Regions from separate parts of the Homo sapiens genome. Here regions 1, 2, 3, 4, 6 and 7 are each linked to region 5. A link is a loop called in an ENCODE intact Hi-C map of the cell type or tissue named here. Cell type or tissue: GM12878. All regions are shown on one strand.

The links. Hi-C counts contacts between places; a loop is a spot of excess contacts. Peaks named below come from ENCODE experiments on the same cell type or tissue, not always from the same donor. Only the 100,000 strongest peaks of a DNase experiment are listed, where the experiment ranks them.
Region 1: it touches region 5 in a loop (4-fold over the local background); 12 of 110 quality-filtered maps call a loop at or near these places.
Region 2: it touches region 5 in a loop (2.7-fold over the local background); 19 of 110 quality-filtered maps call a loop at or near these places.
Region 3: a loop joins it to region 5, with 5 times the contacts of the local background. A loop is called at or near these places in 14 of 110 quality-filtered maps.
Region 4: it touches region 5 in a loop (12-fold over the local background); 74 of 110 quality-filtered maps call a loop at or near these places.
Region 6: a loop joins it to region 5, with 7 times the contacts of the local background. A loop is called at or near these places in 88 of 110 quality-filtered maps.
Region 7: a loop joins it to region 5, with 4 times the contacts of the local background. A loop is called at or near these places in 3 of 110 quality-filtered maps.

Annotation. Positions count from the first base shown.
Region 1 is chr4:18,687,231-18,691,230 of GRCh38, forward strand. All of the region lies in intron 2 of LOC105374510 (a long non-coding RNA gene), which reads left to right. Among named protein-coding and RNA genes, the nearest start is that of LCORL, 670 kb to the left of the region's middle. In GM12878, a CTCF peak has its summit at 2,281 (motif pointing right); no DNase peak of the experiment used is centred here.
Region 2 is chr4:20,311,833-20,315,832 of GRCh38, forward strand. The region is part of intron 4 of SLIT2 (slit guidance ligand 2); the gene reads left to right. Among named protein-coding and RNA genes, the nearest start is that of SLIT2, 62 kb to the left of the region's middle. In GM12878, a CTCF peak has its summit at 1,986 (motif pointing right); a DNase peak (open chromatin) is centred at 2,019.
Region 3 is chr4:21,763,776-21,767,775 of GRCh38, forward strand. All of the region lies in intron 1 of KCNIP4 (potassium voltage-gated channel interacting protein 4), which reads right to left. Among named protein-coding and RNA genes, the nearest start is that of KCNIP4-IT1, 87 kb to the right of the region's middle. In GM12878, a CTCF peak has its summit at 2,210; no DNase peak of the experiment used is centred here.
Region 4 is chr4:20,542,517-20,546,516 of GRCh38, forward strand. SLIT2 (slit guidance ligand 2) reads left to right here. Exons shown (of 37, transcript NM_004787.4): 21 at 1-110; 22 at 3,515-3,583. Among named protein-coding and RNA genes, the nearest start is that of MIR218-1, 16 kb to the left of the region's middle. In GM12878, a CTCF peak has its summit at 2,362 (motif pointing left); no DNase peak of the experiment used is centred here.
Region 5 is chr4:20,416,599-20,420,598 of GRCh38, forward strand. The region is part of intron 4 of SLIT2 (slit guidance ligand 2); the gene reads left to right. Among named protein-coding and RNA genes, the nearest start is that of SLIT2-IT1, 26 kb to the left of the region's middle. RefSeq lists enhancers at 2,337-2,406, 2,527-2,576. In GM12878, a CTCF peak has its summit at 2,447 (motif pointing right); a DNase peak (open chromatin) is centred at 2,503; H3K4me3 peaks cover 390 bases; H3K27ac peaks cover 569 bases.
Region 6 is chr4:20,683,428-20,687,427 of GRCh38, forward strand. No RefSeq gene overlaps it. Among named protein-coding and RNA genes, the nearest start is that of PACRGL, 15 kb to the right of the region's middle. In GM12878, a CTCF peak has its summit at 1,923 (motif pointing left); no DNase peak of the experiment used is centred here.
Region 7 is chr4:19,222,600-19,226,599 of GRCh38, forward strand. The region is part of intron 2 of LINC02438 (long intergenic non-protein coding RNA 2438); the gene reads right to left. Among named protein-coding and RNA genes, the nearest start is that of LINC02438, 230 kb to the right of the region's middle. In GM12878, no CTCF peak of the experiment used is centred here; no DNase peak of the experiment used is centred here.

The sequences.
Region 1 (4,000 bases), 1.7 Mb before region 5:
AAATAATATCTGAGGGGAAGTTTGTGTTCAACAAAAAAAGGGAACAGGATGAGATGCGCTAGTTTGGCTTAATCAAACCAAACCATTCTTTACATTGACTTGCAGCCCAGTGTTTTTTCCACTTCACCATGATATTTCATCTCTTCTGGACCTGGAGAGGTAAACACCTGTGGGATGGTGGTGACCAACAGGGCATTTAACTGAAGCTTTGTCTATCTGATGTCCCAGTAACGACCAGCTCCTAACAATCTGCCCCTACCCACTCCCTCCTCATATCTGGTTCTGTCCACATGTAAACACATACTCTGGTCACATTAAACTATTCCTTTTCCTGATCATATCAAGATGCCTCACAATTCTGACCTTCATACATTCCATTCCTGCTCCTCAAAATACCATCAGCTTTATAAAAAACTGCTTAATTTACTTCAGTAATACAGAAGAATTTTATACATAGTTTATTAAAAATAACTTTGGGAAGCTGTACTTTGATCAGCAATAAAACTATTGAAAAGATAAGGTTATCAAATAATTACCCCATGTTAATCCTGAAAATAATTGTTATAAGCCAATCTTGTAAATTCAAGACCAGGCACATCATAAATAATCACAAAAATTAGAAACATACTCAAAATATCCGTATGTTTAGTATACATAGAAAATTCACTGACTGAAATAAATCATGAAACATGGACTGGAATTTTGTGGGCTCTTAAACTTCATTTTGTCCCTATTGTTTTAAAATGTCAATGGTTTGGACCATTTCTGCATTTGTTAAAACTGTAACCTTAAAATTTTTTTAAAAAATAACTTTACAAACACATAAATATGCTTAATCACTAACTTGGGAAACTTCTGTTGCTCCAAATCAAGTATTTCTCTTTGTCTATGAAACTTTCTCTAGCCAGCATCATGACTGCTGACCGATTTCCACTGTGTATGTTATGCGTGCTTCTATGAGGGAGTCCATGACACATACATAATTATTTATTTGTATTGTAGCAGGACAAACCACAGACAAAACCCTTCAGACACCGAGTTAAAGAAGGAAAGGTTTTATTCAGCCGGGAGCTTCGGCAAGACTCACGTCTCCAACAACTGAGCTCCCTGAGTGAGCAATTCCTGTCCCTTTTAAGGGCTCACAACTCTAAGGGGCTCTGCGTGAGAGGGTCGTGATCTATTGAGCAAGCAGGGGATACACGACTAGGGGCTGCATGCACCAGTAATCAGAACGGAATAGAACAGGACAGGGATTTTCACAATGCTTTTCCATACAATGTCTGGAATCTGTAGATAACATAACCGGTTAGGTCAGGCGTCGATCTTTAACCAGGCCCAGGGCATGGCGCTGGGCTGTCTGCCTGTGGAATTCATTTCTGTCTTTTAGTTTTTACTTCTTCTTTCTTTGGAGGCAGAAATTGGGCATAAGACAATATGACGGGTGGTCTCCTCCCTTAGTATGTTTGCCTATCCTAGTACCTCAGACTTCTTGAAGAGAAGAAATGCCCTATCTCCCAGTGACTGATATCTAGTAGAGACTCAACATGCATTTGTTAAATAAATGACTTGAGAATCCTTATGACTTGAAGATAATGTTTTAAAATGACAGAAAATTATTTTTTCCATTTGTGTGATTCTTCCTAGTGAAGTAATACTCCTTCACAAATTGGTTAAAGCTTTCTTTTTAAAACATGTATTTATGTCAATGAATTTTAACACACACAGTGATATGATTTTCAAGACCAGTCAATTTTTTTTAAGAAACTCAATAGAAAAGTTAAAGACTCGATGAATTATACAAATATTTCAGATTATTATCTGACTATGCATTATTTCTTTCATGAAAGAAAGCCAAAAGCAAAAATGAAGCCAAAAGCAAATCATTTTTTAATGAACCATTGAAATTTAACCCCTGGAATAATTAACTAAAAAATAATATAGAATTTGTTTCATAGACTAACTGTGAATAGTTAAGAAGGTCTTCACTGAATAACCAGTGGTTTATATAGCAAAAATGTTGTTAGATAAAAGGAAAGAGTTAATCTTGTGCCTATTGAATAATACATTTTTGTGTTTGAGAACCCAGTTATTTTGATATTATTTAAAACACTGCCATTAGACTAATGTGAGCCTTTTTGAAAAAATCTTTCAACCCTCTTCCTTCAATTTCTCCGTCTATAAATACTTACAATATACTGCAACTCTAAAATAACTCAAGATTTAATTTAACCTATTTGTGTTGAGGAATGATCTGAGATGCGATACCCAAAATGCTCACTAGATGGCAGGGTTCCCATTTCAAAGGGAGCGCTACCTTGTTACAAAACAGTAAAGGCTTCCAACAAACAGAATTCGAAATGTGTTTATTTGTGTGGCTATAAATATAGCACATCTGATCCAATTTTCCACTGGGTTCCATGCTTTTCAGTGATTTTTCAGCCAGTTTTTTAAAAAGTCAGATTAAAGACGTTATTTGATATGCAGCCACATTCTTTCCAAATAATCAAAATTAATCCCTATTCCTTATTTTTAATCAGACATTGCATATCCATCCACAGTGTCTTTAGCTGAAAGAAATTATGAACCCATTTATTAAGTGGTGTGTGATTTTTGAACACAGTTTCGCCAAGCCCTCAGCATGTGTAAGTATGAATATCTCTGGAATTTATTTACAGTTCCAGAAAACCAAAGCAACACCTGCTAAACTTTGTTATATTCCTGACAGGGTGCTCACTGCTGTTTAAAAGCCATTCCTACTGTGGCCAGTTGTGACTGCCTGAGACCAAATATTCTCAAGGTAAATTGAACCGAATTTTCAGGCAAGGGAAGGTGCTTTGATCAACTAAGTAAATGTATGTGGTTAATCTTTGAAAAACAAATGGCATGCATACAGGCAAAGCTATTATTATTACCAGTTATCATGATTATTATTGTTGCTGACTATTTTATTTCTAAAACTTTCAGAGGAGTACTTTCCAAGAAATTTAAGATCAAGGAAAAGAAATGTATTTCTTCTAAATCTAACATAGCAGATTTGGTGTTTCAACCAAAAGAAATTTTTCCACTTGCATGGTTCATACTGAGCAACCTTTTATTAATATGAAAAAGGAATCTTCCAGACTTCCCTGAAAATTGCAAATTTGCTTATTCTCAATATTTATCATAAATTGCTAAACTTTCTGGCCTAAATTTAAATTATTTCAAGGCAGAGTCATTGGAAGCATAGCCCTGCCTTTCCATTTGCAAAGCAACACAACACTCTAAGAAGAATCCCTCTTAACATAAAACAAAGTGATATGTCATGTGGTCTTCAGGGTAAAATGTGAAACAAATATACCAAAATCTATCTTCCTTCCATTACAACAACAACAACAACAACAAAACTAGGTCACACTTGAAATCCCCCCGCCCTTGTCATGGACAGTAGCGTTTTTTAAATCCCTCTTCAGTCTCTGGGCAGTGTTTAGACACAAAGTATTTTAATATGTCATGAAGTCCCTGTCTTTCTGCCTAATCCTACTCTATCATAATGCATCTAGCACAATGGAGATGCATGCATGCTTAATTTCCATAAATTACACAGCCCTGCATTTTCATAAAGACAAATTCCAATTGTAAACTATTAAACCTAAGTCAACATCCTTTGATGTCTCTGAGAAAGATTGTGGGGGAAGTTTAAGCATTCCCACATGGGGATGTGTTCCCTAGAGTAGGTGAGGAGGGAGGTAATATTTTTTTTGCCCCTCATATCTCTTTATTAACTTGGATGTGTTCTTCTGAGGCTGAAGTGAGTTCCTTTACAGAAACTTAAAAAAAAAAACAAAAACACAACAAAACAAAACAAAAACACTGTGGGAAAACCAGCACCACACATCACTTCTCCCAAAAGCTAAACTCTTAATCAGAATCAAAAGAAACTCTGTTTCTCTGAAGCCATGGCTTGGTTTCAGCCTCTAAAGTGGGAACCAAGTCTAGCCGTCCCTAACCAATAGCCTTACTC
Region 2 (4,000 bases), 100 kb before region 5:
TCAGATGAAAATATATTGAATTTCTCAGGGCTTTCAATATCAGTTCTATTTCCGTGAGCATTTTAGCTTTCTAATACAAGAAATGCAATTTGAATTGTTTACTGCTGTAAGCCACTGGTTATTTTCAGACATAATGGAATAATGGTGTTTAGCCACAATGTGGTATTTTCTAAAAGCACTTGAAATATTTCATGAGTAAGATTAGCTAAAGAATTTAGTCTTGTTTTTTATGACCATGATAGTTTATGTCTGCAACCTGAGAAGTTTTTATTTTCAGAACAGTTTCTCAAGAGTTTTATTTTAAAGAAAATGAAACTTTTTCTTATAAGATCAGATATCAGGTTTCCACTAACTGTGTTAAATATTTCGCTTTAAGTTACAGTATGGAAAATTTGAGTTACTCAACCAACTCAACTAACTTAGGCATTTTATTGTGAACCAAGAGGAGAGGAGTGTGAGATAATTATAATCAAAAACTACCATAAATACATGATGTGATTGTAAATTTATTCTTTAGTGAAATACTGAGAACAGATTATTTTAGATTATCATTTTTAATTTATGTTCACAAAACATTTTAATGAATAATTCATATTGATAAAGTGTTATATATTTTGTAGTTATAAGTAAAATTAAAATATATATTAAAGAAAACATATGGCTGGGTGCAGTGGCTCATGCCTGTAATCCCAGCACTTTGGGAGGCTGAGGCAGGCAGATCGTGAGGTCAGAAGATCGAGACCATCCTGGCCAACATGGTGAAACCCCATATCTACTAAAAATACAAAAAAATTAGCGGGTTTGTTGGCGCGCATCTGTAGTCCCAGCTACTTGGGAGGCTGAGGCAGGGAAATGGCTTGAACCTGGGAGATGGAGGTTGCAGTGAGCTGAGATTGTGCCATTGCATTTCAGCCTGGCGATAGAGTGAGACTTTGTCTCAAAAAAAAAAAAAAAAAAAAAAGAAAGAAAAGAAAACATATTTTAGAGTAGGGCTTTTAATTGATATTTTAGTCCTTCTTTAAATGGCAAATATAAAATAGATTTTCTTGCTCTTATTATTTTATCCTAAAGTGATTTTCATGGAATTTTGTCTATAAGAAATTGAAATAAATTTTATGCTGTATAATTATGTCAGAATTTGACACAATAAAGATATTTTTCAGTTCTATGATTGGGTTAACTGTTTCTAGGCTTGAGGGAGAATTTTGCTTGTAAACCGTATTAATTTGGTAGATCGCATTCTACTGTAGTCTTGTCACATTTGTTGACTTTCTGTAAAAAGTGGCTGTATTAGTCTGTTTCTGCATTGCTATAAAGAAATACCTGAGACTTGGTAATTTATAAAAGAAAAGAGGTTTAATTGGCTCAGAGTTCTGCAAGCTGTAACAGAAGTATGGCACTAACATCTGATGGCTTTTGGTGAGGCCTCAGGAAGCTTACAGTCATAACAGAAGGCAAAGCTGGAGCAGGCACATCACGTGGTAAGAGCAGGAGGAAGAGAGAGGGAGGCAGATGCCGTATGTTTTTAAACAGCCAGCTCTCATGAGAAGTCAGAGCCAGAATCCACTCATCACCAAGGGGATGGTGCCAAGCCATTCATGAGGGACCCACCCCTGTCATCAAGTCAGCTCCCACTAGGTCCCACCTCCCACACTGGAGGTCACATTTCAATGTGAGATTTGGAGGCAGCCAACATCCAGACCACATGAGTGGCTTTCTGATTACTTTCTGCCTTCTTTTTTTCTTTTTTAGTATATCCACTTTACTGTTTGTATGTGTTAAAGCGGTGGTCCCCAACCTTTTTGGCACCAGGGACTGGTTTTTGGAAGACAGTTTTTCTATGGAATGGGTGGGGGATTGTTTTGGGATGAAACTGTTCTGCGCTAGATTCTCATAAGGAGTGTGCAACCTAGATCCCTCGCAAGCACAGTTGGCAAAAGGGTTTGTCCTCCTATGACGATCTTACGCGGCTGCTGATCTGAACACGAGGTGGCGCTCAGGCGGCAATGCTCACTTGCCTGCTGCTCACCTCCTCCTGGGCAACCCGCTCCTCACAGGCCATGGATCAGCACTGGTCCAGGCCCAGGGGTTGGGGACCCCTGTGTTAAAGTCATGTTCTTATAGCTATTTTTAAGGTTACAAAGATAAATATTTTTCATCTCTTATGACTGCAAATTGTATATCATAGTTAGATTGTTTCTCAATCCAGGAGCAATTAAATTTGTACATTAGGTAATAAGCATTTTTCTGCCAACCCCATATTAAGAATACATGGTAATAAAACAGGATGACACAGAGTAAAGTACCTGTTTCTGGTGTCAGAAACAACTGACATATTCCAGCTCTCTATTTTTTGCCTGTGTTATCTTGGGCAACTTTCTGAGTTTTAATTTTCTTATCTGTGAAATATAAACAATTAATGAAACGAGATAATGTTAAGATCTGATAAGGATTAGAAACACCAAATGATAGCAAAGTATGAACAACCTTCTTTCCCGCTTGGGAAACAGGTATTTCACAGTTTTAGAGGTTTATGTATATATACACATACACACACTTACTCAACGGTTTGATATATTGAGTAAATGTATCTGTAGCTATTTACTGAGTTCCTGATTGCCAGGCTCTGTTCTAGGTTTCTGAGATACATGACTTAATAAAACAAAACCTCTGTCCTTGTCGAGCTTAGTATTTTAGAAAGTGAATATTGTGGGTTTTCCTTTCATGTCATTAATATTTATTTTAAAGCATTCTAGCAGTATTGGCTGTCTATATTCTTGGCTCACAATATATTCATATTCCCATGAACTAATGGGAAGAAGAAAAAAATAGGACAGGATAAAAGTTAGTTGTTTTTCATATGAAAAGAGGTCTTATGACTTTATTTAAAAAGACAAACAATATAAGGGAAATTGAAAAAATGATGTTAACAGGTAATTCACAAAGAACTGCAGATGGTCAATAAATTCATGGAAAGCTGCCCAAACTTACTAGTAATTAGGGAAATAATAAAAGCAAATAAAACCATGGATACTCTTTTTTCCTGCATAAAATTAGCAGAAGGGAAAAATGTTAATAATGCCTAGTGTTGTTAAAGGTGTGGGGAATATAAGCACATTTCTACACAGGGATATGAATTGTAACTTTTTTGGAAAGCAATCTGTATTACCTGTAATAAAATAATTAATTATTATAATTAAAAATTATAAACATGTGATCATACCCAAGGTTCTGCATTTTTAGTCATCTATCTTAGAGAGATCAAAGTACCAATATATAAAAGTGTGTCTTCAATACTGTGTATATTATTATTTGAAATGACAAAAAGCTAGGAATAAAACCTTAGAGTTTCTCAATAAAGAGACATTTCAAGACAAAAGTACCAATATATGAAGTTTTGCCCAGAAGGCATAATGTTTTCATCCATGCTTGTGAGAACAAGGACTGCAAAACGTCATGAATATTCAACCACAACAGAGTAGTTCAACAAATTGTGATGAACTCAAAGTACACAGCATTAGGTAGATATTTCAAAGATAAACTAGAGTTGTTACCATTGACGTAGATGATAGATATCTGTGATATCTTAAGTGAGAAAAGCAAGTAGGCTTGTGATGTGCTTGTTATAATCCATTTGGTTTTAAATTTGAAGATACTTTATGAACATAGAGAAAGAAGGGGAAGAATGTGTATCAAATTGTAAATATTTATCACTTCAATGTGGAGGTTGTTGAAGGGAGAAGGGAAGGAACACTTGACTTTCTTCTGTCTGATTTATTTATTTTCTCATTGATAAAATTATCAGAAAGGAAAAAACATAAGAAAGTTAAAATTTCAAGCTGTTAAAAATGTTCTATTTAGGGTAGCATTGGCATATGTCTTACACTAAAGACAGTACAGAGTTCTGCTGGAACTCTTTACATTAGGTAGTAGATGTTTAGTAAATATTTCAGTCACTCATTAATTGAAATATATTGAGAATTCTATAGCCATGGGCTTT
Region 3 (4,000 bases), 1.3 Mb after region 5:
ATACATCTTCCTTTTTGTTGAAAAATGAATGTGACAAAAGCAAGAAAAACAATCACTGATTTATCTGAAATTGTAAAAATTCTCAGGTTTGCTTGTTATGCTTTGAAAAAGGAACCCTCAGCCAACACACAGAATTTGGAAGCAGCCTGGGAGTTTTAATAGGTTTGCTAGGAAATGGGTTTCAGTGCCAGGAACTCCAGATCACAAGAAAATTTATGCAATTAGATCATTTGGTCTAAATGTGATTATGTATTTTAGTAATGAACAGTATGGTAAAGCCAGAACAATAGAAGGAAAGCAGTAAGAAGAAATTCAATTTAGTATAGAAGCTTCAGAGACCTGCAGAAAGGGAAATCATATATGCATGATAAGCAGGCATTTTCCATAATGGCTGGAGATAACAAGTAAATGATTTCAGACAATTGCGTGGAGGATACAGAGGGTACAGACTGGCAATTCTCAGAATGTGGCCATAACACCAGCCAGGGAGACAAACTTTGAAGTTCAGAACAGAAAAGGTAAAGATGTTAGAGGTGGTAGTACTGAGTCAGTGCCAATTAATGTGCAAAGTTTGCAACTCAGAAGAGAAATAAGAAAAGTCCAACCAGAAAGTTCATAAATGAGCTAGTTCAACTTGGAGAGAAAGTGGAAGAAGAGTGAGCCTTGGGCTATATCATGACACTGGGGCATTTGTTTTCAATGAAATATTTATATAAAAATGAAACAAGGTGTGTCATATTGGTACCCATAGTTGGTGATGATTAATTATGTCTGGTCAGGATCAGAAACCGGACTATATAAACCACTGCCAGCTAATGCATGTCTCCCAGAAGACATGAGAGGGTGGTGATGGCTTTGCTCTTTAATACTGGACTTTTGCTCCACATCCCTGGAAGGAATGGGCCATAGGGAGGCTTAGAAATCTTTTCTGCCCTTTCCACCAAGGGCTCAGATGAGAGCAAGACTAAGGGACCTACTTCCCTGTCCTTTTTTGCTTGTCTGCTATCCTTTGTGCTCCTTAGGACTGGGAAGTCCTCAGGCCTCCTCCAACCCCCAGACTAGCTGGAGGGGAGATGTGGAGTGTACAGGCATTGAAGAGAGGTGTTTGAAGAGTCAGGAGAAGAAGATTTTCCATGGAAGTTCAATTCATAAGCCCTTTGCTCTTCTCATTAAAAGCTGTGTATTGGAGGAGAGGCTCTATGAGACCCATATCACAGCCATGTCAACTTGGGATGGAGCCTAGTGTTTCCTCCCCAAATTAAATTGAGCTACTCTCAGGGAGTATACACTGTGGCTACAACAGTCAAATAATAATAATATTAGTACGAATTTAAAATGGGAAGTGCAATGGCTTTTTGTCATTGTTTTATTATGAAGAGAACCTTTTTTTTTTTTTCCGAGACAGAGTCTTGCTCTGTCACCCAGGCTGGAATGGAGTGATGCGATCTCAGCTTACTGCAACCTCGACCTCCGGGGCTCAAGTGATCCTCCCATCTCAGCATCCCAAGTATCTAGGGCAGAATCTAATCCTTTTTGTTTTATTGGGCCACTGGAGTGGTCTTATTAACTATGTTAATGGTACCCACTGCTCCAGGAGAAGGCAATGGTAAATGACTGTGTGTGTGAGCGTGTGTAACTGTGTGCGCATGTGTCCATGTTGCTTAACAAAAACTGTTTTATCCCTTTTTTATGCAGACTTGCTCCCTGGGGGAAAAGTGGTCAATTTCTGAGTTAGGGGCTGTTTGAAAGAGAGGAATTGTTCCCCTGGAGGGACATGGAATCAGGATGGTGACTTGAGCTTAAAGATGGACTCTGGGGTCAGAAACAGGGCTCCGTCTTCTTTTTCTTTTCTTTTTTTTCTTGTGTTAATACATATAAATGGGTCTTGTTTTATTGCTCAGACTGGTCTTGACCTCCTGACCTCATGTGATCCTCCCATCTCAGCCTCCCTAGTAGCTGGGATTACAGATGCAAGCCACCTGCCTGGCTGAGGGTTCCTTCCACAGAATCCCTCAGGACCCAGAGATCTTAGCACCAGGCCGTGAAAAAAAAAAAAAAAAAAAACAAACTGAAGATGTGTATGTGAGGACAGAAAGAGAGAGACAGATCAAGGAATCCCAGAGCCCAAGAGCAAAGATACTTAGGAAAAGGCATACAGTAAACTAAGCGGCCATTAGATTAGAAAGGAGCCATCTGCAATAGCGGCACCATGTGGTAATAATGTGTCATAGCAGCAGTGGACCAGGATTGTAGATTTCTCTTCCCTTGGCTTTTAAAACACCTGATTAACGCTCTCTGAGTCAGGGCTCTTGAATTACACAGGAATGCAGAAGAAGGTGGAAGAATAGGAAAACTCAGATGTCTTCCTGCTAACGGAGCAGGTGGTGGCCTGAACAATACATTATTTAACAAATGTGAGAAAGTAATTATTGGGGTTCTACAAGGTTTATTCTAGGCCATCCTATTTTCCATAAGAAGGTAGCACTGCACTTGGCGTATACCGATCTCATTTACTATCTCAATAATAACCCTTGAGACAGTTTCCCTTACCCACTTTATGCAAGAATAACTAAGGGTCAGAGAGTTCAAATAATTTGCACAAGGATTACTCGATTGTAAGAGTTTGAGCTGGGACTCACATGCAAGTTCATTTGTCTTCAAAATCCTGGGCTTCCAATCTCTGTTCCCCTTGCCTCCCCACAGTCTTAAAATAAATGTTTCCCAGGCTTCCCTCTGCTGCTATCACTGTTGGCATAAAGCGAATTTCCTCGACTGGTGAACCTAAAATTTTCTAACAACAATGATCTGCATAATTTCTCATAGTTTAAAAAGTTCTTATGAAAACAATTTCCTTTTCAGTCTTCCCACAATTTCATAAGGTAGGTAAAATAAAGATTATTATTATCATCTCATTTTATATACGAGGCAGGGAGGGCCCTAATTAATGTACTTATTTCAAAGTCTGGCATCTCTTAACAATAAACTTATTTCACTCTTTGTTAAACTGACCAGCATAGTCATGGACTGAGAGTCAGAAAGTGTGTGTTTTATTTATTCATTCATTCACTTGTGTAATTACAAATCCATTGAGTGTCTATCACCTATCAGGCATTATTTTAGGTACTGAAATATAGCAGTGATCACAACAAAGACCCTGTCCTCTTGGGGAATGCATTCTAGTGAAAGAAACAGAAAATGCACAAGGAAACAATGATTTGAGATCAAGTGTCAGGTAGTGATCATGGCAATGAAGAAAAACAAAGAGAACACAAGAAAGGGAGTCAGGGAATCTCTCTTTGCAGAGCAACATCTGAGAAGAGGTGAGGAAGAGAACTAGGGAGAAGACTTAATGCATTAAAGCTTTAGAAAGGAATTTGCTTTATGAAAGAATGAGAAGGCCATTATAACTGGAGCCCAACGAGCAAGGACTAGTGATACCAGAAGACACTGGAGGAGGAGACAGTCAGATCACACAGAGCTTGAAATGCCTTGTTGAGAGTGAGGGAGACTTATTGCAAGAATGATGGGAATCTATGTGGGGGTTCAGAGCAGGGTGGGGCAGAGCTGATACATGTTTAAAGGATACTTCCATGGCTCTGTGGAAACTTGACTCAGGGATGTGGGGTGGGGAGGCAGTGCAGAGAGAAATCAAGGAGATGGGGTTAGGAAGCAGATGGAGTGACAGGTGAGAGAGGTCGATGGCTAAGAATAGAATGGTAACGGCAGCTGGCTTTATTGCCAATTATGCAATACTTTTAGGTTCTATGACCTTGAGTTTAATTAACCTCTTTGGGGTTAATTAGCTTTTTTTAGCTTATTTTTATTTCAAAATACAGTTATTAAAATCCTTACAAGTCTGTAATGAAAGAAAACTTACAAAAAATTACATATCCTGAAATATATAAAACGTTAAATAACTGTTTTTCTCTTGCCATAGAGAAAAATATACACAGCGGGGACCTAATAAGCACAGAATTTGATTCAGAAATGGATTTAAAAC
Region 4 (4,000 bases), 130 kb after region 5:
CCACTTTCTCGCTGTCCTACTGAATGTACTTGCTTGGATACAGTCGTCCGATGTAGCAACAAGGGTTTGAAGGTCTTGCCGAAAGGTATTCCAAGAGATGTCACAGAGTTGTAAGTAGAGCTTGTCTTTCTTTTCTTTTCTTTTTCCTTGATGATAAATGTTTCATACACCCAGAGGAATGGACAAAAATCTTTACAATCTTCTTTACAAATCATATTCTAAGGCCAGTTAATTATTATCCTGTAAAATGGTAAATAAGTAATGCAAAAGCTACTTTAGAGGCCCTTGGGAATTGCTGTGTGTGTGTGTGTGTGTGTGTGTGTGTGTGTGTGTGTGTGTGTGTGTGCGCTATAAGATTTCTCAGTGCCTTTACTATGCTAAAGTGTACTATGACTCTTCAAGAAACAATGGTAAAATATAAGGTATCTTTCACATTTATTTGTTCCTATACCCCTTTTCTCATGGAGCATCTTACAAGACTAATGGCCCATGGAATGCACTTTGGGAAATGCTTTATATTTCATTTACTTACAGTCTAGGATATTCTGTACAGGAAACTTTTTTTTTTACCTCTGTGACCCCTAGGAGAAAATTTTACCACATGGGATAAATAACTATCTGGTATATGGAAGAAACTAGCATAATCTCTTCCCTTAAGAAGAGATGCTGCTTTTGGAGGCTTGAATCAAAGTCCTTTAGATCCTAAAGGGTATGGGACCAATTATCCTTGACATTTTCATAACTGATATTTAACCACAAATTATATGGCCAGGATATACACATCTCGACCTTCTTCTGCACTGCCCACGCTCCCTTGGCTGCCTCATGCTACAGTTGCAGAATGGAATTCATTAGAGAATATGCTGCCAGAATAATGATGCTTCCATGCCCCATTCATTCCATTCCTTTGTCTCTAAACTGTCATATTCTGGATATGCTTGTTCTGAATACAATTGAGTCACTTTGCCTGTTTATTTTTTATCTATGTGGAACTATGGATCAATAATGATTTAAACCCAAATGTAATTTATGCAGATGTGTATCAGTTATTTGTGCAGATGCACACACATATTCCAAATGAGCAGGTTTGACAAACTTTTGACAGTGTGCAACATAGGTAATGAGGTTCAAGGGCATGTCATTTCAATTTTTAAGGATCTTATTTTCAAATCACATGCAATTCTTTAAACCCTAAGTTTGATCCTGAATAGAACACTTAGAGGAAAAAGGCACAAACTTAGCACATGTGCTTAGAACACGGCTCTTAGATTTGAACTGCTGTTAAGTGCTTAGGTCCTCTCTCACTACCAATCACATTGGTTAATCAACTGGAAGGACTATTTTATATGTATATGTGTGTAATTAAATATTTAATTCTTATAGTAATGTTTTTTATTTCAGAAGATCACATAGGGATATTCCGAAACCCTCCTCTGTGGGAAAGCTAGATGCCTATAGAATATTCTGTGTCCACAGGATGGGGAACATCACACACCGGGGCCTGTCTTGGTGTGGGGGGATGGGGGAGGGATAGCATTAGGAGAAATACCTAATGTAAATGGCAAGTTAGTGGGTGCAGCAAACCAGCATGGCACATGTATACATACGTAACAAACCTGCATGTTGTGCACATGTACCCTAGAATTTAAAGTATAGTAAAAAAATAAAATATAAAGCAGAGATAGTTAAAATAAAAAATAAAAAAAGAATATTCTGTGTCCAAAGCATTAATTTTAGGAGTACACCAATGAAGAACTTACACTCAGACCACCTTTGATGCTAAATCCCTTCTTCTACAATTTTAACTGGACTATGTATTGGTCACTTTACTCTATTCCCATTAAATAACTTTAAACATTTCTTACTAAGCTCCATTGGACATCCTGCTTGGTGCATACCCTGTGCTATCTACAGCATATTTCAACTATTCAAAAAGTTGAATTTTCAATCTATTTTACTACAAATTATTAAAAAGTAGTCTTTTTTTCCAAAGAAAGTTTGTCATAGAGATGAGAAAAATATTAGCTTATCTGTTTTGAATTCAAGTTTTACCCCCTGGAGAGCTTATTCTTGTAACCTTACCAAGTCAGCAGAATCCTTCTTAGCAGTAACATATATGCATGTATTAGAAGAATTTCATATGTGTATTACATTAAATAATTAAAGACTTTGGCAAAAATTAGTATTATTGGTGGACTAGTTTTAACAAATGGTATCCATTATTTTTAATCAGTTCCATATAACTTCCGCCTTAGATTATTTTACATATAAACATTCATAGCGCACATTCTGAATCTTGACCTTCTGCTGTGTTTTCTGGAATAAAGGGAGAGTGCTGAACTATATAGGGTGATGCTTCCCTCTAGTGGTATCAAGAAAAACTTAGGTAGAGGAAAGAAAAAAATGGAGAGGGGTCGAAGAAGAAATATCAAGTCAGAAAATTTAGGTAGACATGATGAGTCATAACATAGACCCAATTATTTATCAAACATTAATTATATTTTCTGATAACTGGTGCCTTTTATATCATTGTTTTTATTTTGAAATATTGGGAATAAATTATCATCTTAGACAACTTCTCAGCTATTTCTATATCCAGAAAAAATACCAACTTCAACCTGGAATCTTGAAATGGACCACAACATTGGGGTAGGAACGGCCACATGTTTAATGTCCCAGAAGTGTCTGTGGGCACATGTATAGCCAGATGGCCCCAGTTTCTGAATGACATTTGCACCCTTCACCATCTACGTTCTAGGAAAAACAGCCTTGGAAGGAGATGAAATTTATTTTCCTTATTGTGACATAATAGATATAACTTCAGGCATTCGATTATCTCTCTGTCCTGCCAGTTAGCCCAAAACCTATTTTCTGATTATTCTTCTGACTCTAATAAGAAGGGAAAGTTTACTTATATATGGTTATTTGATTATTGCTGTTACATATATATATATATATATATTTATACACTTCATCAATTTATATTCTATAAAATCTCCTAATGTTATCATCACCAAGAAGATATATGCTGGTTACAACTATTTTTAAACTTAAACCTAATATGTTCAAATCCGCAAATATGCCTTTAATGTGTCCATTGTTATTCACTAAGTGTATTGACACATATTAAGGCAGCAATGAGTGGTCTTGGCCACAGCAGCAAGGTTTTGTTACTAGTTAATGAATTTCATGGTATTGTGTCCACATAAACACAAGCAAACTGAAGGCTGACTAAAAGTACGGTTAATTGAATGAATCTCCTTGCTTGCACACAGATGGCTAAATGCTGGGCTTGCCTTGTTAGATAAACCACAAAGAACTGGACTCGTGGACAACTCTGCTTTTTTTTTTTCTTTACTTCTCTTAAATAATAATCCATGCTTGGAACACGACATCTTAAAGCAAAAATTGCCAAGGGGTTCCTTGCCTCAGTTAAGAGTGAAGTACTGTTTACTTATTTTATTCAAGGCCACCATTACTTTGTAAGAAGATAATATTGTTCCATTGTTTTTAGGTATCTGGATGGAAACCAATTTACACTGGTTCCCAAGGAACTCTCCAACTACAAACATTTAACACTTATGTGAGTAACATATTGCACTTTTCTTTGACTTACTCTATTTCCAGAAAATGGGGATGGCAAGGGACAGAAGATTTAGTGAACCTTCCAGATAATACAAATCATTCACAGTTAGATGCTTCCCTCCTTGCTCATTGCGGTTCTGGACCCCTGGCTACATCTTCATTGAATATCGATCAGGCGATGGAGTGTCTTAGCAAGAGGTCCTCCTCTATTCAAAAAAGCACAAATACAACGAAGTCTGAGTAGTCAGAGAATTATGAAAATGTATAAACCTGCAGATTTTTATTGATAATGAATATGGGTTATTTTATGACAAACTAAGGAAGGAAAGATAGAAAACGATGCCTTTATTCTTGACTTTAAGCGAAAGATGGTAGGTGGTAATGACTTTCCCAAAAATGTAAATGTAGTTTATTA
Region 5 (4,000 bases):
TCCTGCCCTTTAACTTTCAAAGTTAAAATTCATGTTAGATGATTATTTGTTTTAAAAGTGCTTACTCTGGTGTGCTTTTTAAAAGACTATAAATCCCATTAATAAAGTCGAACAGAAGCTTGAAAACAATTAAGAAATTTAAGAATGAGCTAAATTGTTCTCACAAAAAGAGGAAAACTACAATTCCTGCTGAACAAGTCTTTCATTCAGTTCTTCATTCAATTCACATTAGCCTCAATTGGAAAAATGTCCCTGTTCAGTTAAACAAGTTAAGCCTGATCTTAAGTGTATCTGACTTGCCTTCTATGTTCTTCCAGCCACAGGAAATTCCTCCATGCCAATTTTTTAAAACTGCTATCAAATCTTTTTTTTTTTTTTTTCACTCAAGTGCGACACATTTAAATGTGACCACAGGAACAAATGGAAAGAGATTGAAGCCTTGACTTGAAATGTGAGCTTTCCTCTTTACTAGTCAGTAAGGTATTGAGAAAGTTACTTGACCTCATCCTTCATTACCTTGTCTCTAGAATTAGGAGATCAGCATGTATGGTGATCATGGAAATTAAATAAAATTATATGTCAGGGCCTATTGCATTTATTGTCTGACTCATCCTAATCCCCTTATTCCTTTCTTAGTGTTTCTTTGTTTGTTGATTTATTTTTGTCCATAGTCTCATGATTTGGAGATAGGGCTCCAGCTTTCTCTGCTAATGTATTTCCTACCCCTCTCTTCCTCTGTCAGTGACTGGAGAACTATCTTCTTCTGACATGCCCAGCTAGCTTCTACTTCAGGACTTTATATGCCTGCTTCCCGCAATCATATATATATGTGTGTGTGTATATATATATATATATATATACGTATATATATGTGTGTGTACATATACGTATATATACATATACATATATAGATATGTGTGTGTGTATATATATATATGTATATATATAGAGTCTTGCTCTGTCACCAGGCTGGAGTGCAGTGGTGCGATCTCAGCTCACTGTAGCCTCTGCCTCCTAAGTTCAAGCTATTCCCCTGCTTCAGCCTCCCGAGTAGCTGGGACTATAGGCGCACCACCACGCCCAGCTAATTTTTTTACTTTTAGTAGAGAAGAGCTTTCACTATGTTGGCCAGGATGGTCTCGATCTCTTGAGCTTGTGATCCGCCCGCCTCAGCCTCCCAAAGTGCTGGGATTACAGCCTGCTTCCCACAATCTTAACCAGTCTTGTCTCATCTTCACATAGCCAACTCCTTCTTATCCCTTTGATGTGTACAAAAATCACTTCTTCTTGTGGCCCTTATAATCACTCACATCCTAAATGGCATATGTGTTCCTACTATGCTCCACTGTAGCCCATAACTATCTTTCACCTTGTTAAATTTTCAGCACTTTCCACTGTATGAAATGATCTTAAGGGGTTGTCCTGTCTCTCCTATAGTAGAGTGTACCACTGGAAGAGGCAGAGACATTTTCTGTCTTAATGTTGGTATGTAGTGGGGTCTGACCATCAATATCAGTTGAATTGGCATGGGAATGGATGACTCTGTACATAGGAGGCCAAACAAATAAAAATTTTAAAACCGCTTATCTGACAGGATCACGCTTTTTTCACTTCGGCTGTTGTTAGTTTTAATTCTCTGAAGTTATACATGGTTAGATAAAATGGTCTATGAAAGTCCTGGGTGGTGATGGGACTAGAGACAAGGATTCAAAATGTATTATAGCAAATTTATGTGTAGAAAAAAACACGTGGTTAATTAAGACTTGCTTTCTGTCATTTTATGAAGGTATCTATGTAAGGTCCTAGTTTTCTCCATTATACATAGCTGAAAGAAACACCAGTAATGAAACGTTTTTGTATTATTCTCACTCCAAAAGCCTAGTTATACTGAGGGCGGCCAATAGATCTACTATGGGATACAATGAATATTTAATTTACTTTGATGAAAAGGTGTCATAAGAGCCTTTGACAACCCACAGTGAAAACTTGAGGATGATTTTATTAACTCAAACCCGATAGCATATGTTGTGCAAACTAAGACATCAAAGACTTTTTAAATTAATACCTGGGAATTTCTTGGGAGAAGTAACTGCATATTAGGATTGAGAACAACTCTAAGTTGTCACATATTGAAATTTGTTTTTAATTACTGAAAAGTCATTTTCTCTTATTTCTGGCTCGGGTAAATAGTAGGAAAAATAACACACACATACACATACACAAATGATATCAAATTAAAAGAGAGAAAACAAATGTGAAAGGATTATGGTGTGAACTGTTTGCTTTCCAGCATATTAACTGTACCCATGAACTCTCATCTCCCGCCCCACAGAAAAAAACTAATTATTGGAATTTTTTAGTGAACAGGAAGGATATCAGAGTACGATACTTTCTGTTTCCCTTAAATGCATACCATTTTCTCTATTTTCATAGTTTACCAGTTTCCCAGTAGATGGCACCATTGTGACTCACAATGTTGCTCCACCTTGTAAGGAAGTATTATACACACTTTCAATTTCAAAACATTTGTAAATAGTGCAGTATAGTAACACTTGCGGTGGTGTCTTAGAACACAAATACTTCTACAGTATCTAGAAGACATGTCAACTGTTGAAAGCCAATAAATGTCACAAGAACCCCCGTAATTCCTTTGTATATGTGTGATTTCATATCTTATAATTTTTATACATTTAAATTATTTTAATAAAAATGTGCTTACATACATGTACACACATATGTGTATGTATGCTTATAAATGTCTAAAACTGTATAATTATTTAATGATTTACTTACTACTCTTACTATTTCTTTCTACCTGGATTAATGTGACAAGCCACTCAGAGAAACTGAAAATTCCCATGGGCTTCTCCAGTTGTTCTTGGGAAAAAGGAGACTAGAACAGTGATTTCAGATCTGGAATACACTGGACTCCAACCTCAGATTTTCTCTTTGCTGCCTGTATTACCTAAAGCAATTGACATAACCTCTCTGATATTCAATTTTCCCACCTTTAAAATGGGGAAGATGGCATATACCTGGCTGTGTTGCTGTTAAGGGTAAGTTTTAAGCTGTGTGTGTGTGTGTGTGTGTGTGTGTGTGTGTGTGTGTGTGTTGCAAAAATAAATACAGTGACTGTTATAGAGTAGAAGTTCAAAAATGGTGGCTGCATTCCGATTACAGCTTGCATTAAAGTTGAATATTAAGAACAGGAGAGATCGATGATGGTGTGTTTTGTAACCTTCACACGGTTTTCTATATCATAGGATGAGTCCTAGCTTTCAGAGATTTCCTTGCGCCTATGTCTACCCTTTCTTTTGGTCCTAGAAAAGGTCACAGATTTAAAGTAAGTCAATGTGGAACATTAACATGGCTCATGCAGGTTCTGTGCAGCTGTCTCTATGGGTTCTTGAAATAAAATAGGGCCAAACCAGGCACTTCAAATGGTAGATTTGAACAATAAATGATAACCACTGTCTCTAATATCCAAATCATTCCCTACTCATCCTTCTTTAGGCTCATAGTTCATTGCACTGTCTTCTTAAATAACTACCCGAACACAACTCCACTTTTCTCACTTCTAATGCGTACATTTTTAGCAATAGGTTTTGGTTAGGGTCTTCTCTGTCCACATACTACAACTGTGAGTACATGACTGACCCACACTTTTAACTTGGTGCTTTTGGATTCAGGCAGATGTTTAGTTCCAAGAAGCCTTTGAGAATCATGTTGTACTTACAGAAGCACTCACTATGCTTCCTTTTCCAAGTGATTAGTCTTTCACTATTAATTCATTCAACAAATATTGATGCAACACTTTGTATGCCAGTTACTATGCAGACACTAAGTTGTGCCCTCATGGTCCTTCAACTTTACCTGAAAATAATATATTTTATTTATTTAACCAATATTAGGTATCAAGTGTTTTACAAACATTGCCTAATTTTATCCTTGTAGAACCCTAGGAACTAGAGGCCATAGATTAAAGATGTGGAAACTAAGA
Region 6 (4,000 bases), 270 kb after region 5:
CACCGTGAACTCCTTCATGGTGTGGGGGATATTATTTATCTTATCACAAAATGTGTATTAAGTGAATGAGTGAAATGATACCTTTGATATAATGCTTGTAGCATTAGTGACTTTTTCAGCTTGGGTAATTCTGATTGCTAGTGTGTGTATGTGTGTGTGTGTGTGTATGTGTGTGTGTGTGTACTTGTTCGACATTCAATCTGATTTTAATAAATATTAACTAGGTGCCCACTAAGTGCAGAGCTCTGCATCAGATGCTACATGAGACCTAAAAGAATTAAACCTTGTCCCTAAAGGACTTAGAATATCGATTCCTGTGTGTGCCATCTGGTGCATATCACTATTTTAAAAAGGTTTTTTTTTTTAATTTCTTGAGGTCTTTTGAATCCTATTCTTCTCTGTTTTTAAAGATATTAGCGATGCACGTCTCCTCCTACCCCACTTTAGTCCCCAGCTTTATCTCTTTTATGAACAAAATTAAATAGATTTCCTCCCAGAAGGAATCCTTTGGTAGAAATTGTATAAAGAGAGAAATTAACTCTTTCAGACTCCCAGGGTGCTATTGCTAAATGTTCTATAAAACTCCTTCCTCATTACTACCTGGAGAGAGACTTGGCATCCGGAAAATAGCATCCAATATGTATTCACTTATTTTCCTCCTTGTTATGTGATGGGGGAACATGAGTGCAACACACTGAAGATAAAGAAGGCTAAGGGATGCTTGTTCATAAATAAGAATAAGATAAGGGTATAGGCTGGGGGATTTTAGTCTCCCAACACACTTTGAAGGTTTGGCTCCTTAGATAGCCCGAGCATGGATTCCTGCCTTCTGCTCCTGCAGAAGGTGAAGGGGGTGGAGGCTGCTGTGACTAGGGCTATGACACTAACTTTGGCTGTTAATGGTGGCCTTCCTTAGCCTATCTCCAAGAATACGGATGCTAGTACAAGTCATGTGCTGTTAACCAAGTATTTTGCCCCTTTCCTTCTGAAGTGGCACTCTATTAAACAGTAATATTTTCTTCCCTTGTTGCTTAAAATAAATGTTTTTAAGGCCTATGAATACTTTGGTCAACATTAGTGGTTTTTCATACTTCCTTCTCTAGGTTTTTAGGGAGAAATGCCTACACTGTTCTTTGAATTGCTTCGTTATTATTATTCCCCAGATTTTCTCCATGTATTAAAGATCCTAAGAATTCTAAGCTCAGACTTTTGCCTCTGTAAATATATTTTTTAAATGGCTGCATAATATTACCCATGGACATGATTCCTAGCCATAGCTCTACTTTGCAGTCAGTCCATCCCCAAAAGACCATCATAGACCACACACTGAATGTTCTACATAGGTTGGGAAAATCTAATGTTAAATATAATACAAAGAGACAACCAGTGATAAAGTTTAAATCCTGAGTCTCCAAGCACATTTTCTTCGAGGGATTCCTTTTTCTTTAGTTTGAGGTAAAAGACTCCAGCAGAAACAACCTCTCTTGACATCCACAAGCCCTTCTAGTAGTGCTCCTGGGTGTGGGTGTCATGAAAATGCAGAGGGTCTCTTACATGTGGTCAAAAACGTTTCAAAGCAGCTCAGCAGATGTATTAGGCTGTAGTCATTCTCCTCTGCTTAGCATTTGGTCAAGATAAGCATTTCCAGTCAATGCTGATTGCATTTAGCCTGACCATGTTTTTGTACGTTTCAATGCTGATCCTATTTTCTCCTTTTAATCGTACAAATATATAACAATAAAGAAAATAATTTTGCTAGCAGTTGAATTACAAAATGTGTTCAACACTCCATTAATAAAATCTCTATCTTGTTCAACATCTCCAGTAAATAGCCTTTATATATTTCCTCTTTTCTATTTGCCAGCTGACAATAGAAAACATTAGCTGAGAGTTGAATGCGGGAAAGCAAAATAAGAGATAGTTATCCACTGCCATCTAGTGGCTAAAAACTTAAAATTCAACCAAAGTTTTTGGATCTTTTTCTTCTAAAATAGTGGAAAAATAAATATTGGAGCATATTTGCACATTTTAAAGGTCTTAATTCTTTTAAATTTTTGAATAAGAATCTGAACAGATAATAAACACATTAAAATTAAGTTTATTTTAACTCCATTACTCACATCTCAACAATAAGACAGGTAAGGTAGTTCATGTGGAGCAAAAAATGAAAGCAAGAATTGACAAGTATTGGGTTATCTTCCCAGGGAAGACAGCTAATGAGGAAGGTTTTACCCTAGCTTAGACCTTAATCAGAAAATTATAGATATCACTGAAGGAGCCAACTCGTTAATTTACCTTCATTGTGCTGTTTGGAGCTATCTTATTCCCAGCACTAATCTCTTTCTTTAAACCAACGTGGGGGCCAAAGACCAAAGTCAGCCAATGCCTCTTAGCAGAAAACAAGTATTTTAGAGATTCTAGCATTGAAAGTTAGAGTTTGGGAACACAGATTAACCTTTTTACAGAGTTTTGATATTGCTATTCAAGGCTGCCCTACTGGACAACTAGAATTTACCCCAAATACGGAGAAATCAAGTGTACTATTCTCTAGAGAAACAGAACCAATTGTGTGTGTGTGTGTGGGTGTGTGTGTGTGTATGTGTGTGTGTGTATGAGAGAGATATTTAAGAAATTGGCTCGTGTTTATGGAGGGTGCCATGTCCAAAATTTGCAGAGCAGAGCCTCAGAGCCAATGCTGCAGTTCAAGTCTGAACGCTGTCAGCAGCAGATTTCTCTCTTGCTTCAGGGAAGGTCATTCGTTTGTTCTATTCAGCCTTCAACTGACTGGGTGAAGATTACCCACCTTATGGAGGGCAATCTGCTTTACTCAAAGTCTACTGATGTAAATGTAAGTCCCACACCAAAGCAGCCTCACAAAAACATCCAGAATAATGATTAACCAAGTATCTAGGCACCATGGCCCAGCCAAGTTGACACATAAAATTAACCATCACACCAGGTGAAATGTACAAAGTGTGAAATGAAAGATTTGGGAGAATTTTTGAAAAGTTTCAAAATGTGCTTTATCATTCACCTGAATAAAATGATTGCTTTATGTCAGAGGTTCTAAACAGCACCTCTCTTTACCACTGACACTTCAAACACCATCAGAGGTACTTGATCATATGACCCAAGTGGTACAGCAGCTTGGACAGCAGTCTGGAGCTGTTGTAGAGCCTTCTCTTGCTCTGGGCCCCACTCAAAACTAGTAGCTTTTAGGGTCTCTCGGTAAATGGGCTATGATAACGCACCCAAGTGTCAAGTATGTTTTCTCCAACATCCAAAGAGGCCTACTAGGTGTTGTATCTCTTTTTTTGGTTGTAAGAGAGGACAGATGCAATGTGTCTTCACCTATCTCAACATGCCCTACACCACTGGATCCCTAGAAATTTGACTGCGGTGGAGGTACTTCAATTCTGGTCAGATTTATTTTCCACATTCTGACATGTAAATGTCTTCTCAATAAATATAGAGTAGTTGTTACTTCTTGCTCATTAGGTCCAATCATCATAATATCATCAGTGCAAATAACCAGTGTAACTCGTTATGGAAGGAAAAGACTATCTGACTCTCCATCAATTAAATTATGATGTATGGCAGGAGAGCTGATACACCCCTGAAGTGGGACAGTAAAGGTGTGTTGCTGGCTTTGTCAGATGAAAGCAAACTGCTTCACCTAGTCTTCACAAATGGGTATTGAGCATAAAAGCATTTGCCAGATCAATAGTTGCATACCAGGTACCAGGGAATGTGTTAATTTTCCCAAGCAATGAAACCACACCTGGTACAGTAGCTGTGACTGAAGTCACCACCTAGTTTAGCTTTATGAAAATCCACTGTGCTTCTCCCAGTTTTATCAATTTTCTACACTGGTCAAATAGGTGAGTTGAGTGGAAATGGGATGGCAGTTACCACTTCCATATAATTTAAGTGCTTGTTGTTGGCATTTATCACTGATACCCTTCTAGGCATGTGATGCTGCTTTTGACCTATTATTTTC
Region 7 (4,000 bases), 1.2 Mb before region 5:
TGACAGTGAGAACTCTTGAGTCAGACCACTGACTCCAAATCTTGACCTGACCATTTAACAAGTGTATATTCATGAGAAGCTTATTAAATTTTCCTAGAGTGCAGTTTTCTTATCTGTAAGGAAACAGTCATAGAACGTTCCTTGGAGTTTTCAGCAATTAAACTTATAGCAGTGAGATAACATATAAGAATTGCTTAGGCCGGGCGTGGTGGCTCACGCCTGTAATCCCAGCACTTTGGGAGGCAGAGGCAGGCGGATCACGAGGTCAGGAGTTCGAGACCAGCCTGACCAACATGGTGAAACCCTGTCTCTACTAAAAATACAAAAATTAGCCAGGCGTGGTGATGCGCCTGTAATTCCAGCCACTCAGGAGACTGAGGCAGGAGAATCACTTGAACCAGGGAGGCGGAGGTTGCAGTGAGCCGTGATTGCGCCATTGCACTCCAGCCTGGTCGACAGAGCAAGACTCCGTCTCAAAAAGACAAAAAAAAAGAAAGAAAGAATTTCTTAGAACACACTGGCATATAAACATTAGGTATTTTATTAAGCACTATGCTAGAAGCCCGGGATACAATGGAGAGCAAAATAGTTATTTTTCTCTTTTTTCACTTGGATAACTTTATTTATTAGTGTAATTCTCAATCCGTAAAGTTCACCATTTGAAATTGTAAAATTAAATGAGTTTTGCACAATTCAGAGTTGTCCAACCATAACTGATAACTTTCTTCCCTCCCAGCTTTACCGGAATAGAATTGGTATGCCAAAACTGCATATAATTAATATATAATTAGCATACCATTTGGTAAGCTTGGACATATGTTTATATTCCTGTTACCTTCACCACAATCAAGGTGACAAACGTACCCATCACCTCTAAAAGTTTTCTTGTGTTGCTTTGCTTTTCATTGGTTTGTTTGTATTGAACACTTAACTTGAGATTTACCCTCTTAACCATTTTTAAGTGAGTGATACTTTATTGTTTACTATAGGAACTATGTTGTTCAGCAGATCTCTAGAACTTACATAACTTTAACTTTATACCCATTGAATAACAGCTCCTCATATTCCCCTCCGTTCACTCCCTGGTAGCCATCATTCTATTGTCTACCTCTGTAAGTGTGACTATTTCATTATTATTATTACTCTTATTATTAATTATTATTATTATTATTTGGAGACAGAGTCATGCTCTGTTGCCCAGGTTGGAGTGCAGTGGCTTAATCTCAGCTCACTGCAACCTCCGCCTCCCGGATTCAAGCGATTCTCCTGCCTCAGCCTCCCAAGTAGCTGGGATTATGGGTATCCACCACCACGTCTGGCTAATTGTTTTGTATTTTTAGTAGAGACAGGGTTTCGCCATGTTGGCTAGGCTGGTTTCGAACTCCTGACATCAAATGATCCACCTGCCTCAGCCTCCCAAACTGCTAGGATTACAGGCGTGAGCCACCGTGCCTGGCCAGTGTGACTATTTTAGATACAGTATTTGTCCTTCTGAGACTAACTTATTTCACTTAGCAGAATGTCTTTCAGGTCTGTCCATTTTGTTGCGAATGGTAGGATTTCTGTCTTTTTTAAGGCTGAATAATATTTTATTATGTGTTTATACCATAGTTTCTTTACTCAATTGTCAGTGAACATTTCAGTTCCTTTATCTTGGCTATTTTCTTCAGTGCTACAATGGACATGGAAGTGCAGATATTTCTTTGAGATCCTAATTTCGGTTCTTTTAAACATATATCCAGAAGTGGGATTGGGATTCCTGGGTCATATGGTAGTTCTATTTTTAATTTTCTGAGGAACCTTCATACTGCTTTCCATAGAGACTGCACTGTTTTACATTCCCAACACAGTGTACAAAGTTTCCTTTTTATCCACACAGCCACCAACAACTATTATCTTTTTTGTTTGTTTTTATAATAGCCATCTTAAGAGTTTGGTGATATTTTATTGTTGTTTTTATTTGCATTCCTTGATGATTAGCGATATTGCACAACTTTTGATATACCTGTTTGCTGTTTTTATGTCTTTTTGGAGAAATGCTTATCCAAGTCCTTTGCCCATTTATAACTGTTTTTTTTTTTTTTTTGCCATTGAGTTTATAAGAGAAGCACTTCTAAAGAATTCTTGCAGAAGGAGATAGGGAGGAGAGAGAGAGAGAGGGGAGAGCTAGAACTATAATGAAATACAGTATGTCTGTATTTCACAAGGTAAAACATGTTTATAGTCCTACAGCTTACTACTGTGATTGTTCTTATTTCAACATTATTGTGCTATTTCAGATATAGCAAGTCTTTTTAGAATGACTTAGAAACTTGAAACAAATTGACTTGATGCTATTTGCCTCTGGGAAAGTGGGGAACATTACTTCCACATTAACAATATCTTTTTAAGGTAAGTAATAAAAGTTAAATTAGTGAACACTAGATGGCGGCATTTAAGAAAAATTAAATCAGAGTAAGTTACTGCGCCACATTAAAAAAAAAATCAGATGTCTCTCACAACAATGACTTGTTTTTCTCATTTATTTGTTTGTTTTGTTCACTATTTGAAATAAGATTTTAGAAGTCTGGAGAAAATATTAAATAGGTGGGAAGGTACTAAAATGTATTTTTCTTGTTTTACAGGTAGAACTCATTGAACACTTGACTCCTGAATGTTCAGATCTATGTTTGAGTTGTTCCGCTAATCCTAGGAGAGTGATTAAAGGTCCACATGTAGTATAAAAGGACCAATGTTTAGGTAGGTGTTTGCTAAGAGGAAACATTTTTGAAAGAAACTTGTTCTGAGTGTAATGCCAGGCATTTAGGCACCAATGATTCCAGAATTTTTTGTTTTTTAAACATACAATAATGGGTAGAATTAATTGAGTGCTTAGGAAAGTCCCAAGTACAGGGATACAAACTTTACATATATCACCTCACTATATCTTTCTACAGTCTAATAAGGTAGGTATATTTTTGGTCCTGTTTTGTAGATGAGGATTTGGAATTTTAGGTTTACGAACTTGTGAAAGCTTATACCATTTTAAATGAGAGTTGAGTTTCAAATATGAAGTCCACATTATTTTGAGTCTAGACTGAGATTTTAACCATTCCACAGATTTTCACAGACCTCAGATTTACAGATTCCTGTAAAATGCACAATTTTGAAACATAGGTATAGCATCAAGCTAAAGTTAAATGTGACTTTGAAATGGGTTGAACTGCAGAGAGGTACCAAATTCCTTACAAACAAACAAACAAACAAAAAAGTAAACTTTTGGACTCATGATCCACAGAAAATATTTGACTCTTTTGATTTTGTTATATCAGAAAATTCAATTAAAATTAATTTTATTTGTAGTTATCTTAATTGCTGTTTTGGATAAACTCAGATATTCATGTAAATTAATCTCTAAAATATTACAGAAAAAAATTATATATTTTGTCCTTAAAAGTAAACAATTGATGAGATTCAAATAAAAGGAAATAATCAAATTACTCTTTTTAATATAGATACAAGTCACACGGCGTAGACGTTTGTTACGTTAAATTACAATATCAATCTGTTGGACCACTTAAAAATATATAATGTCTATAATATAGACATTATATATAATGTATATAGTATGTATTATATATAATGTATATAGTATGTATTATATATAGTATATATTATATATAATGTATATAATATATTATATATAATGTATATAATATATTATATATAATGTATATAATATATTATATATAACGTATATTATATATTATATATAATGTATATTATATATAAAATATTATATTTATATATAATATATACATTATATATAAAATATTATATTTATATATAATATATACATTATATATAATATATAATGTATACACATTATATATAATGTATAATGTATACATTATATATTATATATAATGTATATTGTATACATTACATATATGTAATATATATAATATATATTATATATAATATATATTACATATATGTAATATATATAATATATTATATA